Regions from separate parts of the Homo sapiens genome. Here region 2 is linked to region 1. Evidence: chromatin contacts called from ENCODE Hi-C or POLR2A ChIA-PET data. All regions are on one chromosome and are shown on one strand. The core of a region is the stretch at or near the end of the contact, and the rest is flanking DNA. Distances in the headings are between cores, read along the strand shown.

Evidence for each region. Hi-C counts contacts between places; a loop is a spot of excess contacts on that map. ChIA-PET counts read pairs that join two places held with the same protein, here RNA polymerase II (POLR2A). Pooled maps may share reads with other maps.
Region 2: a loop to region 1 is called in a map of PC-3, with 2.2 times the contacts of the local background. The contact joins two enhancer-like sites. A Hi-C loop is called at or near these places in 3 of 168 maps with a recorded cell type or tissue (Caco-2, K562 and PC-3), 8 of 37 single-sample maps with no recorded cell type and 7 of 50 pooled maps. POLR2A ChIA-PET finds 5 or more read pairs at or near these places in 4 of 52 experiments (HepG2, WTC11, activated T-cell and 1 more).

Annotation. Positions count from the first base shown.
Region 1 is chr11:78,346,817-78,353,089 of GRCh38, forward strand. All of the region lies in intron 1 of GAB2 (GRB2 associated binding protein 2), which reads right to left. Among named protein-coding and RNA genes, the nearest start is that of GAB2, 68 kb to the right of the region's middle. Within about 2 kb of position 3,660, at least 17 of the 41 ENCODE cell types and tissues checked have a DNase peak (open chromatin) inside an H3K27ac peak, as active enhancers do.
Region 2 is chr11:78,224,880-78,231,152 of GRCh38, forward strand. GAB2 (GRB2 associated binding protein 2) reads right to left here. Exons shown (of 10, transcript NM_080491.3): 4 at 1,586-2,172; 5 at 229-323. It also overlaps a transcript of USP35 not described here. Among named protein-coding and RNA genes, the nearest start is that of USP35, 39 kb to the left of the region's middle. Within about 2 kb of position 3,677, at least 3 of the 41 ENCODE cell types and tissues checked have a DNase peak (open chromatin) inside an H3K27ac peak, as active enhancers do.

The sequences.
Region 1 (6,273 bases), core at 2,410-4,909:
CCTTTCTTTTTAGAGGGGGGCATTAAGTATCAGAGCCAGGGGAGCTCTCTCATGATTCTGTCATGGCTCAAGGAAAATTTTAAGAAAAATACTGTTTACCTAGTATGACCAGAGCATCTAAGAGAATCCAGAAGGAGTGGTGAGGCAGAGAAAGGGAGGGAAAGCAGACTGACTCACTATTTGTTTTCCAAAAATAAAAAATCAAACCAAACATAGCAGGAATGAACCATCCAACTGGGTGATCTAAGGATTAACTGTCCATGTGGCCAAACGTTTAATTTAATCTTTCTGATGGACCAGCTATAAAAGAGAAGAAGAGCTCAGTATAAGACTCCTTATCAAGAGGGCACCAAAAAAAGTTGTATTTAAAGCTTTTGAGATACAGACCTAAGCAAATGGCTTGATATGAAACCCCTGGTTCTAGTTTCCAACATGCTTGCTGTGGCCAACTTCATAAGGTTGGGTTTGGAGATATGAATGTCCTCCGAGTGTCAACTACCATCTCACATTTTTATATCCTCCTCATAGGGTACAGCTGGGCGTTTTTATATGGGTCCAAACTGACATTGAAAACAATGCCAACATAATAAGGTAGAAAGAACATGGGCTTTGGAGTTGGGCAATCATGGACTTGAGCCTTGGTTGTACGATTTGAACAAGTTAATACTTCTGAGACTTCTTTTCTTCATCATTAAAATAAGGATAATTATCTTAGAACATTTATTTCTTGAGAAATAAAGTTCCTGATACATAATAGACACTTACCTAAAAGATAATCCCCATGTTAACCCTTGCTTCACACCATATACAAACATTAACTTGAACTGGATTATAGACCTAAATGTAAAAGCTAAAACATCTCCTACAAGAAAACATAGGAGAAAAATCTTTGTGACCTTTAAGTAAACAAAAAGCATAAATCATAAAAGAAAAACTGAAAACTAAGCTTCATCAAAATTCAAAGCTTTTGTTCCTCAAATGATACAATTAAGAGAAGGAAAGGGCATGACACAAACTGGGAGAACATACAGTTGAACCTTGAACAACATGGGGGTTAGGGGATGGCTCCCTCCCATGCAGTCAAAAATCCATGTACAACTTTTGACTCCCCTGAAACTTAACTACTATAAACAGTGGAATAACACATACTTAGTATGTTATATATTATATATTGCATTTTTACAGTAAAGATAGAGAAAAAAATCATAAGGAAGATTAAAATGTATTTAGTATTGATTAAGTGGAAGTGGATCATCATAAAGGTCTTTATCTTCATCTTGACATTGAGTAGGCTGAGGAGAAAGAGGAAAAGAAGAGGTTAGACTTGCTGTCTCAGCAGTGACAGAAGCAGAAGAGGTAGAAGGGGAGGAAGGGGAGGCAGGAGAGGCAAGCACACTCAGTGTCACTTTTACTGAAAAGAATCCAAGTATAAATGGACCCATGCAGTTCAAGCCCATTTTGTTCAAGGATCAGTTGTATTCACATGTTTTCACAGATTGAAGGAAATGTTTAATATATTTCTATCTTACAAAGAACTGGTATCCAGATCATAAAAGGAACTTGTACAACTCAGTAAGAAGATAAATGACACAATTTTTTAAATGGGCAAAAGATTTGAACAGATACTAGACAAAAGAAGATAGTATACAAAATGCCAGTTGGCACATGGTGCTCAACATCACTAGACATCAGGGAAACAAATGAAAACCACAATGAATACCATGACCTATAAACCCATTAGAATGACTAAAATTAAAAAGGCTGATCACACTAAGTGCTTCTGAGATTGTAAAGCAACTGGAAATCACATACACTGTTGATAGGAAAGTAAAACAATACAGTTTGGAAGTTTCTCAAAAAGTTTAACACGTATCTACCATATGACTGAGCCATTCAACTGCTGGGTATACCTGGGAGAAATGAAAATGTATGCTCCACAGAAAGATTTCCAAGTGAATGTTCATATCAGCTTTATTTAAAAGAGCCAGAAACAAGAAAGAACCCAATGTCCATCAATAGGTGGTATATCCACACAATGGAATACTACTCAGCAATAACATGGATACATGCAACAACATGGACACATCCAGAAATCACTATGCTGAGTGAAATAAGCTGCACAAAAAGTGTACATACTGTACTCCTATAAAATGCAAACTAATTTAGAGTGACAAAGAACAGAGGAGTGCTTGCCTGGGGCTAAGGGCAAAGGAAGGGAAAGACTGCAAAGGGGCAAGAGGAATCTTTTGGGGATGATGCCAATGTTCTACATCTTCAATGTAGTACTTGTTTCATGAGTACGGACAGACACCTATGAGACTCATTAAATGTACACAGATATAGTTCACTGTGTGTAAATTATCCTTTGAAGTTGATAAGGAAAAAAGTAATTTCCTTTGCCACTCCTGCTGCCACTGGAAACAAGTTAGCAAGCTACTACCTCCCATATCTCACGATCACTGGGAAAACAGGAAGCTGTATAGAAGTTGGTGAGAAAATGAGTGGTATTGCAAAAAACATTTGATTATTAATGAGGTGTCTGGTACTAAGTTACAAATCATCTTACTTAATTCTAACACTTTTGATGAGGTAGGCACTATTATCTCTATTACAGATGAGACAACAGGCTCAGAAAGTTTAAAGAACTCATTGAAAGTCACCCCGATGGTAAATGGTAGATTTGGATTCAACAATGTATGCTGGCATCAGACCAGATAAACTTACCTTCGAATGCTATTATTCCCTACAGTGCTTAGGGCATCCTCAGAAAGGAAAAGCCCTGATAGCCTAGGGACAAGAAGAGCTGCTAGAGATTTCCTTCATCAGGACTGAGAAATCCTCTCAAGTCAGGGAGTTTTTTTTCTTTTAAAAAATTTTTTTTAAGTCGGTGAGTTTTAGCAGCCTTTTTCAAAGCAGCTTGGGAGAGTGGGAGGTGGGGTACACCTCTGCTTCTGGAGCAGAGGAGAATCCTCTCACTTGGCTCCAGCATTTGCTGGTATTTTGTTAACTTTTGGCTCCTCCATGTTCACCCACCCACTGGTTTCCCAGAGTAAAAATGCCAAAATATCTTGGCTGAACAGGCGAATGGATCACAGATGACAGAGGTAAAAAAAAGAAAAAAAGAAAAAAAAAAGAAAGACAATCAAGAGGTTCTGTAATATGCTTCTTTTTAAAGGTAAAAGCAAATTGCACACGTCCTCATTCTTATTCTCTTTGAGTTGGCTGTCTTGTGAAACATTCTGTTGTCTATATTTTCATTCATCACATTGAAAAAAAAGTTAGGCAAATGGGTCATGCTGAAAGTTTAAGTAAATTTACCGTCTTCCTATTTCAGACCAGCTGTAGTCCATCTCCCCTGAAGCCTGGCCAACAGATCAAGGAGAACATGGCTTGAGCTGCAAAAACAGACCAGAGAGAGAAACCCTGGGAAACTAGGCTCTAGCGGGTAGCTCAGGAGGGGAACCCACACTGCAGAGGAAAAGTAAAGAGGCCTGGGTGCCGGGATTAACTCTAATCATCCGTGAGACTCTGGCAAGACATGCTCTCCCTCAGAACCTCCAAAGACTGGAGTGATCAGGTTTTTCAACTTTTAACAAAGGCCCAGCGTTTCTAACCAAATATAATCTCCCTAAACCCTCAGTTTCTCATGCACTTCCTCTTTGAGGATTGCTCTGCTGCCTGTTTATTCCTCAGAAACCAAGTTTCACTTTCTGAAATCTGTTATAAAGCCAGGCGACTTTTCATTGTTACACTATAAATTATGATACCAAATAAAAACTTCTAAAAAGTATATACAAGGATAATCTGAAATTCAGCCATAAGCCTGAGTGTGTGTCATTGAGAGTTAGGAACTAAATGCTCTAAAACAAACTGTGATGTTTTCTGGTTGTTCCTCATTTCCATTCCTGACTTAGCCTGAACTGCAATTTTACTAAAGCTCCTTTGCTTCCCCTTCACACACGTTAAGAATTCACCACAGGAACATGTGCTTTTGTGCTCATTGAACTAAAGCCTCCTCCCCAAACTATGCTCTGCCAAGTTGTTTCCGGTAAGCAACTTTGGAAAATAAAAATTCCCTAGACATTTTGAACAGTGGTTTGAGAGGAAGACACACAACCCGACAGGGGAACTGAAACATTCCCCCTTGTGTCCACTTCTGTCCTGGGAGGATGGGGGAAGGAAGTCGTGGAAGAAGCTTTTTAGAGGAAACAGACTCGCAGGACTTTTGCTGCAAACAATTGGGTACTGTATCCAGCTGTTGACCGAGGCAACTGTCAGCTCAAAACCATGCAGAGAACAAGGGAGCCAGAGTTCCTTCTCCTAAAATACGACAGGACTACACTTCTGTTTCACATGTCATAGCCTAGTACCTGTATTCTAGCCCTTGAGCCCATTCTCAGTATTAGAAGGGGCCTTCGGCATCATTTACCCAGTGGCCTTTTTTTTTTTTAATAAGTGGAATTATTTATTTCTACATACAAGATTTCGTATAGAAGCATAACATAGAAGTAAAAGCAGAACTGCTCTAGGGGGCAGGGGATGCAGGCAGAGAGCTCTGCCAGCTGAGCTACTGTCATCCCTTTCATCAGGCACCTCTCTGGATTCCCAGGTGGCCCTGGGTCTTTGTTTATAAGGTCTTTGTTGATTCTCAGCCTGGGATTCATGGTACTTGTGGAGAGTACAGATGAACACACAAATGACCATGCCCTTCATTTGATTCAGTAGAGGGGTGGTATGAGCTTTCGTTCTCACATCTTCTCCTTCAATAATCTCATTAACTCCCAGTGCTTCATTTACCATTTCTACGTGAAATAGTCTCACATTGTACATTTTTAGACACTATCTCCCTACTGAAAGCCAAGCATCTAAAGCATACTGCTGGGAGAAGACAAGCAGGGAGCTAGGTAAGTAGATAGGGAACTGGAAGTCTGGCAGCAGAATTCCAAGTGTTTGGTCCCCAAATCCAGGACCAGGACTCTAATTCCAAGGAGACTGGTGAGAGAAAAGAATAATGGGAGTCTTTAAAGAATCAAAGTACAAAAACTTGTACTTTGACAGGGACTTGACCAAAAGGAACCAAGCAAGAGCCAATTCTAAAAAGAATTGGGGGGCCAGGTCGAGCGCAGTGGCTCACACCTGTAATACCAGCACTTTGGGAGGCCGAAGTGGAAGGATCACTTGAGGTCAGGAGTTCAAGACCAGCTGGGCAGCACGGTGAAACCCCGCCTCTACTAAAAATACAAAAAATTAGCCAAGTGTGGTGGTGGGCACCTTTAATCCCAGATACTTGGGAGGCTGAGGCAGGAGAATCACTTGAATCCGGGAGGCGGAGGCTGCAGTAAGCCGAGATGGCGCCATTGCACTCCAGCCTGGGCAACAGGACTGAGACTCCGTCTCAAACAAACAAACAAAAACACACAACCACACAAAACAACTGGGGGCCAAAGTCAGACGGGGACTAGCTTTAAGGCTGACTTGATGCCGACTCCCAGAAGCCTGGATCAGGCTCTTAAATCTCATACCACGTCATCCCCGTTACATGCAGGATGACTTCACAGAACCCGTCATAAGGCACTAGAGGACAGAGCTCAGCAGGGCTTCACAGCTCGGCGTGTCTGTGCCCTGCTTGCCTAGCAAGTTGAAAGCATGTGATAAGCTGAAAGGATGCAGACCAGACACTCCTAACACTTTTTGGGTCACTCACTGAGAGACCAAATAGCCATTTCTCCCTTCACCCTTGTTACAGAATTCATATTTTGTTCAGAGGACTGGTGGAGATCTGATGTTATCAGGGAAGGTAAATCCCCTCCCTTTGCCCCAGGGGCTGAATCAAAAGCAATTATACAAATCCCATTCCTCATTGATGGGAATGATCTAGAGGTGGGCATGTGACCTATTGCTAGCCAAAAAAAACATAAGGGGTTTTCTGAGGGAAAGTGCCTGATTTTCCTGGTGACATGCTTGAGCCACTGAAAGAATGCTGAAACTTCCAGCCTCTTACTTTGCTAAATGAATATCAAAGTCCTTGTGATTTAAGTCACTATTAGTCAGATTCTCTGTTAACTGCAGCTAAAAGTTCTCCTGACCTGCTGACCCACTTGATAATCAGATTAAAACTGTGAGTCCTATATCCTGCAACCTCTATTATATGGGTACATAGAGTATTTTGCCTATAATTTTTTAAGGTTCACAGACTTCAGATCAAGAATCCTTATGCAAGACCAGTAGTCCTCAAAAAGTGGTCCCCATACCAGCAGCATGAGCATCATCTAG
Region 2 (6,273 bases), core at 2,427-4,926, 120 kb before region 1:
ACCTTGTAATCCAGTCTACCTTAGCACATACATTTCTTCCAGACTAGAATACTTATATCTTACTTGTCCAAAGACTCAACGCAGGGTTCTGAACTGAGACAAGAACTTGGGCAGGGTCCTAAGATGGAGACGCCATCAATCTTTTGGGGTTGTGCTTTTAATTCCATAAGGTGTGACCTTTTACCTAACCAGGCCGGCCTGAGGACCCTTGGGTTAACCCACACTCACCAGGAAAGAGCCAACTCCATCACTCATGGATTCAGCAGACCGGCCTGCACTCTCTCCACCACGCTGTGGGTACTCGTAGGTCTCACAGGAAGAAGCTGACAGAGGAAGGAGGATTCATAAGTACTCATGGTTGATTCATGTGTTGACACTTACCCATACCCTCACCAGTGTGGTTCAAGGTCTTACTGATACTCCAGAAGATACTACTCTCAACCCCAAATGATAAGGAATTTCTTCGAACACATCACTCCTCAGTTCAAAAATTCCTCCTGGGCTTCTAGATGTAGCTCCAGTGTTAGCATCTGCAGAGAAGCTGTCCTTGACTACTCTACCCTCATCTATGCACCTCTCCTTTGACTCCTACACCACTCACCTGTCCTGCTCACCCCAGCCATCACTTCTCTGAACACCACAGTAACAATACTTGTCCTGATTTATATGTGTTGGTTTTATTTTCCCAATGAGATGTAAGCTCTGAAGGGCAGGAACATGTTTTATGTATGTCTTTATCATCTCAGTTCCAAAACGGAGTATGACTGCTCAAATTGTCGATGGATTGAAAGACGGCAAAGAGGTCTAAACTAGGAGCTGGGACTCTAGGGTCTGAGTCTCATCTCTGGCACAATGACTCTGCAACTCTATTTAAGTCTCTTAACTGTCATTGGCCTCATGTGAGATGGAGACAAGGAGGTTTTGTCCCACCAACCTCTCTGCCTGGCTTAAACAACAGGATGGACAAGAAAAGGCTTTGCAAACCATAAAGCAAGATGCAAAATGAAAGGAATTAATATTGTTCTATTTTTTCATCATACAGAGGAGGTTACATGCAGAGTTGGAATACTCTCAGTGGAAAACAAGTAACAATAGAATTTAGGTACTTCAAATAAAAGTTTTGACTTCAACCAAAGAGATTCAAGTATGATTTAGAAAATATTAAGACCTCGTTTTGCTTTAGCAGTCTGTTAGTCCACACAGGTTTCACTCCAGTTTGGACTGATCTTCTGAATTTATTTTTTAAATCTTTGATTTGATTTACAAATGAATAAAATACAATGATTTGGGCTTCTAAACCCATAATATGTTATACTGTGGTTAATCAAGAATGTCCTATTCTCCATTAGTAGAACATTAACTTCTCTGGGGCTAGCTCTGTTAGACAACTACTACTAACAGCCTCCAGTGCTGGAGGACCAACTGGTAAGGGATCTGGGTAGAAGACACCTATGTTTTTGAGTATCAGTGACCTAGGTGGTTCGTAAGTTCCCCTCGGCCATGGATGACCAAGGACCATCAAACTATTGAGAACCCCTGTGTTACCTCCTCCTCCCTCTGAGTCTCAGCTAGGACTTATACTGACCTCGGTGAAGTCGGCTGTTGTCCATTGCAGGGAGGGTGTTGCGTCTGGGGATGGTGGCAGCGACAGATCTGCTATTTTCACTGATTGGCGGTCTCTGCTGAGGACTGCCCCATCGAGGTGTTTCTGCCTGACTTGGCTTGGGGGGGCGGGGTGGGGGAGCTATGGCTGAGTCCCCAGGAGTGGCCACTGTCATGGCATTGTGGTTTTTGTCCAGAGTGAATGTCCTAGGGATCTGGTAGGCTGAGAGTGGGGTGGCCGGAACATCCATATTGTCTACCAGGAGGTCCCCGAACTCCCTGCACAGGGTGTTGCTGGGCGTCTTGAAGGTGTACACATCCTCATTATCTGTCTCGGAGCCTGTGAGGCTGCCCTTGGTGTGGCCATGGGAGGCCAGGCTGCGGGGGAGGTCGTAGGTACTGTCTCTGAATTCTGTATTGTGCCGGCTCGGCTTGGGAAGGCTATAGAAGCCATGGACTTGACCACTGATCCCGTTGACACAGTGTCCATTGCCCTGGGCAAGTTTTTGTACAGCTGTGTCACTCCTCATGAGAAAAGAGGCTCTGGTGCCCTGAGAGAAGCTGGCACTCCTAAAAGAGAAAGAAGGGAAAGGGCAGGAGGGTGAGACAATTACTAGCTGTGTGACCTTGAGGCAAAGCACTTTCTCTTTCTATACTTTGGTTTAGGCATCTGTAAAATGGTGACTAAAAGCATATTTTGAAGGTTGTTCAGACTCTAGTATATGAATGTTTAAACAATGTTAGACTTCATCCGTCCCCCATCTCCAAATGGCAGTTAATAGCAGGGGTTATAACCCCCACTCCCTGAACAAGTATCAATAAGCCAGATGGATTGCCTATTTGTTCACTGTTTTAAGTACCGCAGAATATGCACATTCGAACACAAATGTTGTGAGACAGTGGAAAGAACCTTTAAGTTGATGACAGGAAACAGCAAACAAGTCATTTTACCTCTCTGAGTCTATTCTGCCACTGTGAAACTAGCCCATGGGTATTGATGTTGTAAGTTGAAAAGAATTATTTGGGTCAGGTGCAGTGTGCAGTGGCTCATGACTGTAATCCCTGCACTTTGGGAGGCTGAGGTGGGAGGTTCACTTGAGGCCAGGAGTTCAAGACCAGCCTGGGAACACAATAAGACTCCATTGCCACCAAAAAAAAAAAAAAAAGAACTAGCTGGGCAGGGTGCTGCACACCTGTAGTCCTAGCTTCTGGTGAGGCTAAGGGAGGAGGATCGCTTGAACCCAGAAGTTCGAAGTTAGAGTGAGCTATGATCGCACCACTGCATTCCAGTCTAGTAAACAGAATGAGACCCTGTTTCAAAAAAACACACGCCCCAACACAAACAAACAACAAACTATTCAAACGTAAGCTCTAGATTTATTTTCTACCATGATTTATGGTTGGTTAAGAGGCATTTTGAGGGGAAAGATCTCTTTCCAGAGACCTAGAAATCTATATGAAGAATGGTTTCCTGTTTGGGAACTATATATAGAAAAAGTTTTGATTAGTACATTTTTAAATTTAGGTTTTGGGCAATAAGGCAAGCAGTAAAAAGAGAAGAGAAACAAGAGGGGAGACTTGTGTTAGGTTCCAGTACTGCTACTGATACGTGCTGTGTGTATCACCAAGCCTCCTCTCTCAGGTGGGACCTAGTACGTCACAATGATTTCTAAGGGCCCATCTGGCCCCGATGCTCTACAAGCCCTTCGTTTCACAAGAGTGGTTTTCAAACTAGATTCCAGGTTCTCTGTAAGTGCTTTGGGAAATTGGAGGGTGAGGTTCTGAGCAAGCAGGGATTTAGGTCTGCTTCTTTAGCTTGTGTATGATTCTTCATAGGATTTCACTTGGGGAAAAAAAGAATCAATCCTTTGTAGCAGGGATTCTAAGCCTTTTGGAGGCTATAGGAGTTTTTAAGATTCTGGTCAAAAGCTCTTGGAGTGTCTCATCAGAAAAGGCAAATCTCGTATACATATAAACTTGTTGGGGCTGTAATACATAATAGCCCTCTGAGGCCAATCCCTGGACCTTTTGCCTTATAGAAGCTCTCTCAGCTCCTGAGGAGTTTGTTATTTACAGATGTGGCCACCAGATGGTGTTAGAAAATAGGGGCCAGAGCTTAGAAAGAGGAAACAGGTGTGTAAAGCCAGGCTTCCTCTCATGTAAACTGTACCCACCATGATGGCTAGGAATTCCAGGTCAGTCTCCAAACCTTCACTGATGCTCCTCCTTGGGCCTCTGCACTCCTCCTCCCTTTCTGTTCCATTCCAGACACATAACCAAGCCAACAGCCATGGGCTTGGATGATTGAACATCTAGGCTTTAGATAATGTAGTGCTTAGGGAAGAGGACGGGGGTGGCGGGGGGAGCGAATGGTAGACATAAGGTGTTAATGTTGTATGCATTTTTTTGGTGCCTTTCATTTTGCTTTTTTTGGAATTTCCAACTCTCTGTTGGATGCTCCCATCTGGATTTGTTCATTTTACATTTACTGATGTCCTAATTTCCATCTGGGCCAGGCAAAAGGGATACAGAGATGCCACCTGCCCAGTGAGGGGTGGTCTGGGAATGTCACAGTAGGGCAGGAGATGACATGGATGCAAATCATTACAGTCAAGTAGGGGTGAGTATGTAGCTGCTGACAGTTGGTATCAGCCCTTGCTGGGGGTGGTGGTAGACAATGTCAGGGAAGCCTCCTTCAGAGATGTTTTATCTTGAGTGAGTCTGGAAGGATGAGCCACAACTGGCCAGGCAGAAGGCAGGAGAAGGGAAATGGTGTTCTAGTTGAAGGCTCAAAGATGTAGAACACAACCTGGCAAGTTCTAGAAACTCGAAGCTGCTCAGGCTGCAGCAAGCACATTAGAAGGCAGGGCTGAGAGAAGACACTGGAGGCCAGGCCAGGACTAAAGGGAACGGGGAGCCTCTGAAGGATTTCAAGGTGGGGATGGGGTTGCAAGAGCATCACAGGCACCCTGCAATAACCTTCAACATACTCAAGAATGAACTCATCATCTTCCTCTGGAACTCTTCTCCTCCTGCCTCTCTTATTTTGGGAATGGCAACAGTTACTCAAGCCAGAAACCTGGGAGTCACCCACATTATGATTTCTGCCCAGGGCCTCTCTGATCCTTCCATCCTACTAATATTTACTTTCCTAACTTCCCAGTGTAAACATTTTCAACACCGCCTCAATGCTTCAGGATTAAGCCCAAACTCCTAGGTTTATCCCAACTCATCTCACCAATCTTTTCTCTTTAGTTCCCTTTTCCACTCTAGGATCCAAACCAAACTTTGCAGTGTTCCCTGTGTGCCCCAGTTAGTCAAGCATTGGGCTTTGCTGCATTGTTGGGCTGTGTCTGGAAGGCTTCTTACCTCAATCTGGCAAGTTCCTACTCCATTTATCCTTCAAACTCATCTCAGAAGACACATTTTTTAAGGCCATTCTTACATCCTCTACCTCTAAGCATTGCTTAACTTAATCACTTGCTTAACTTTGTTCTTGGAGCAGGTAGCAAGTGTTACCTATATTAGGCACCATTACTACTTATCTCTGCCAACAGACTGTGATTTCCTTGAGGAAAGAAACTGTGTCTTACTCATTTTTCTCTCCTTAGCACCTAGGTTAATGCTTGTTGCATTATAAATAATGAATAAACGTTTGTTGTAAGTAAGCAAATGAATAAACAAACGTATGTTGCTGCTATCCCTTTTCCTGGGCTTGGCCCAAACCTTCTGATCAGCAGATCAAAGCCCTTCCTCTGTAGAACCCACTAGCTTACGTTCCAACTTCCCTCTACCCCGGCATCCTCCTGTCTCGCTCACAGAACTACTCACTCATCCCTAAACATGTCCTGTGTAGTCTAAACTTCAGCCCTGGTCTTGCATTACTCACCTCCCTGTGGAACGCTTCCTTGATACATCAACACCTTACACAAAGTCCACAAGAAGCCTTTTCACTCTACAAAGGTATTACAGGTCCCTAATTCTCCTTTTTATGGTAATCATTCCTTCCTCTGTGCTACCACAGCACTCTGTGCTTCCATCGCAACACTCACCTTATTCTGCCTTATGTCAGTTATTCAGGTCTGTGTCTTTCCACTTCTACCAGACCATGTGCTCCTAGAAGGCAGAGGGCCATATCCTGTACCCTGGCATAGTGCCAGGCATATGATAGATAATAGTGACACATGTTGAGGGAGACTGATTATCACCTCAGTAACCAAGTAAGAGGAGTTGAACAAGGGACTCTTGCCCAAAGTTACATACTCAGAGGGCAGGGAATTTGTTCTAGCAGCCAGGTCTCTGGGTGCCCCCACTGCGCAAACCATGCTAAAATGTGGTCCCTTTGGGCAATAATCTAGATGGGGAATTCCAAATACTCAGCAGTCTTATGGCCTTTAGTATTTTCATGTAAACCTTAACTGAGGCCTGTGTCACTGTGATGACCTGAGTTGCTTTTGTGGGATGGATAATCCACCTGGAAGTGGTGGATTTGGAGAGAGGCTTCTCTTCCAGGGCTGGGCTTACAGAAGCCTTATAAAATAGGCAAGATACTATGCCATACATATCACATGTGATCTCATTTTAAATCCTCCTAATAGTTCTGAGACACACCTCTTACTTTCACATTATCAGATGAGGAAAACAGTAAATGGCAGAGTTGGAGCAGGAAGA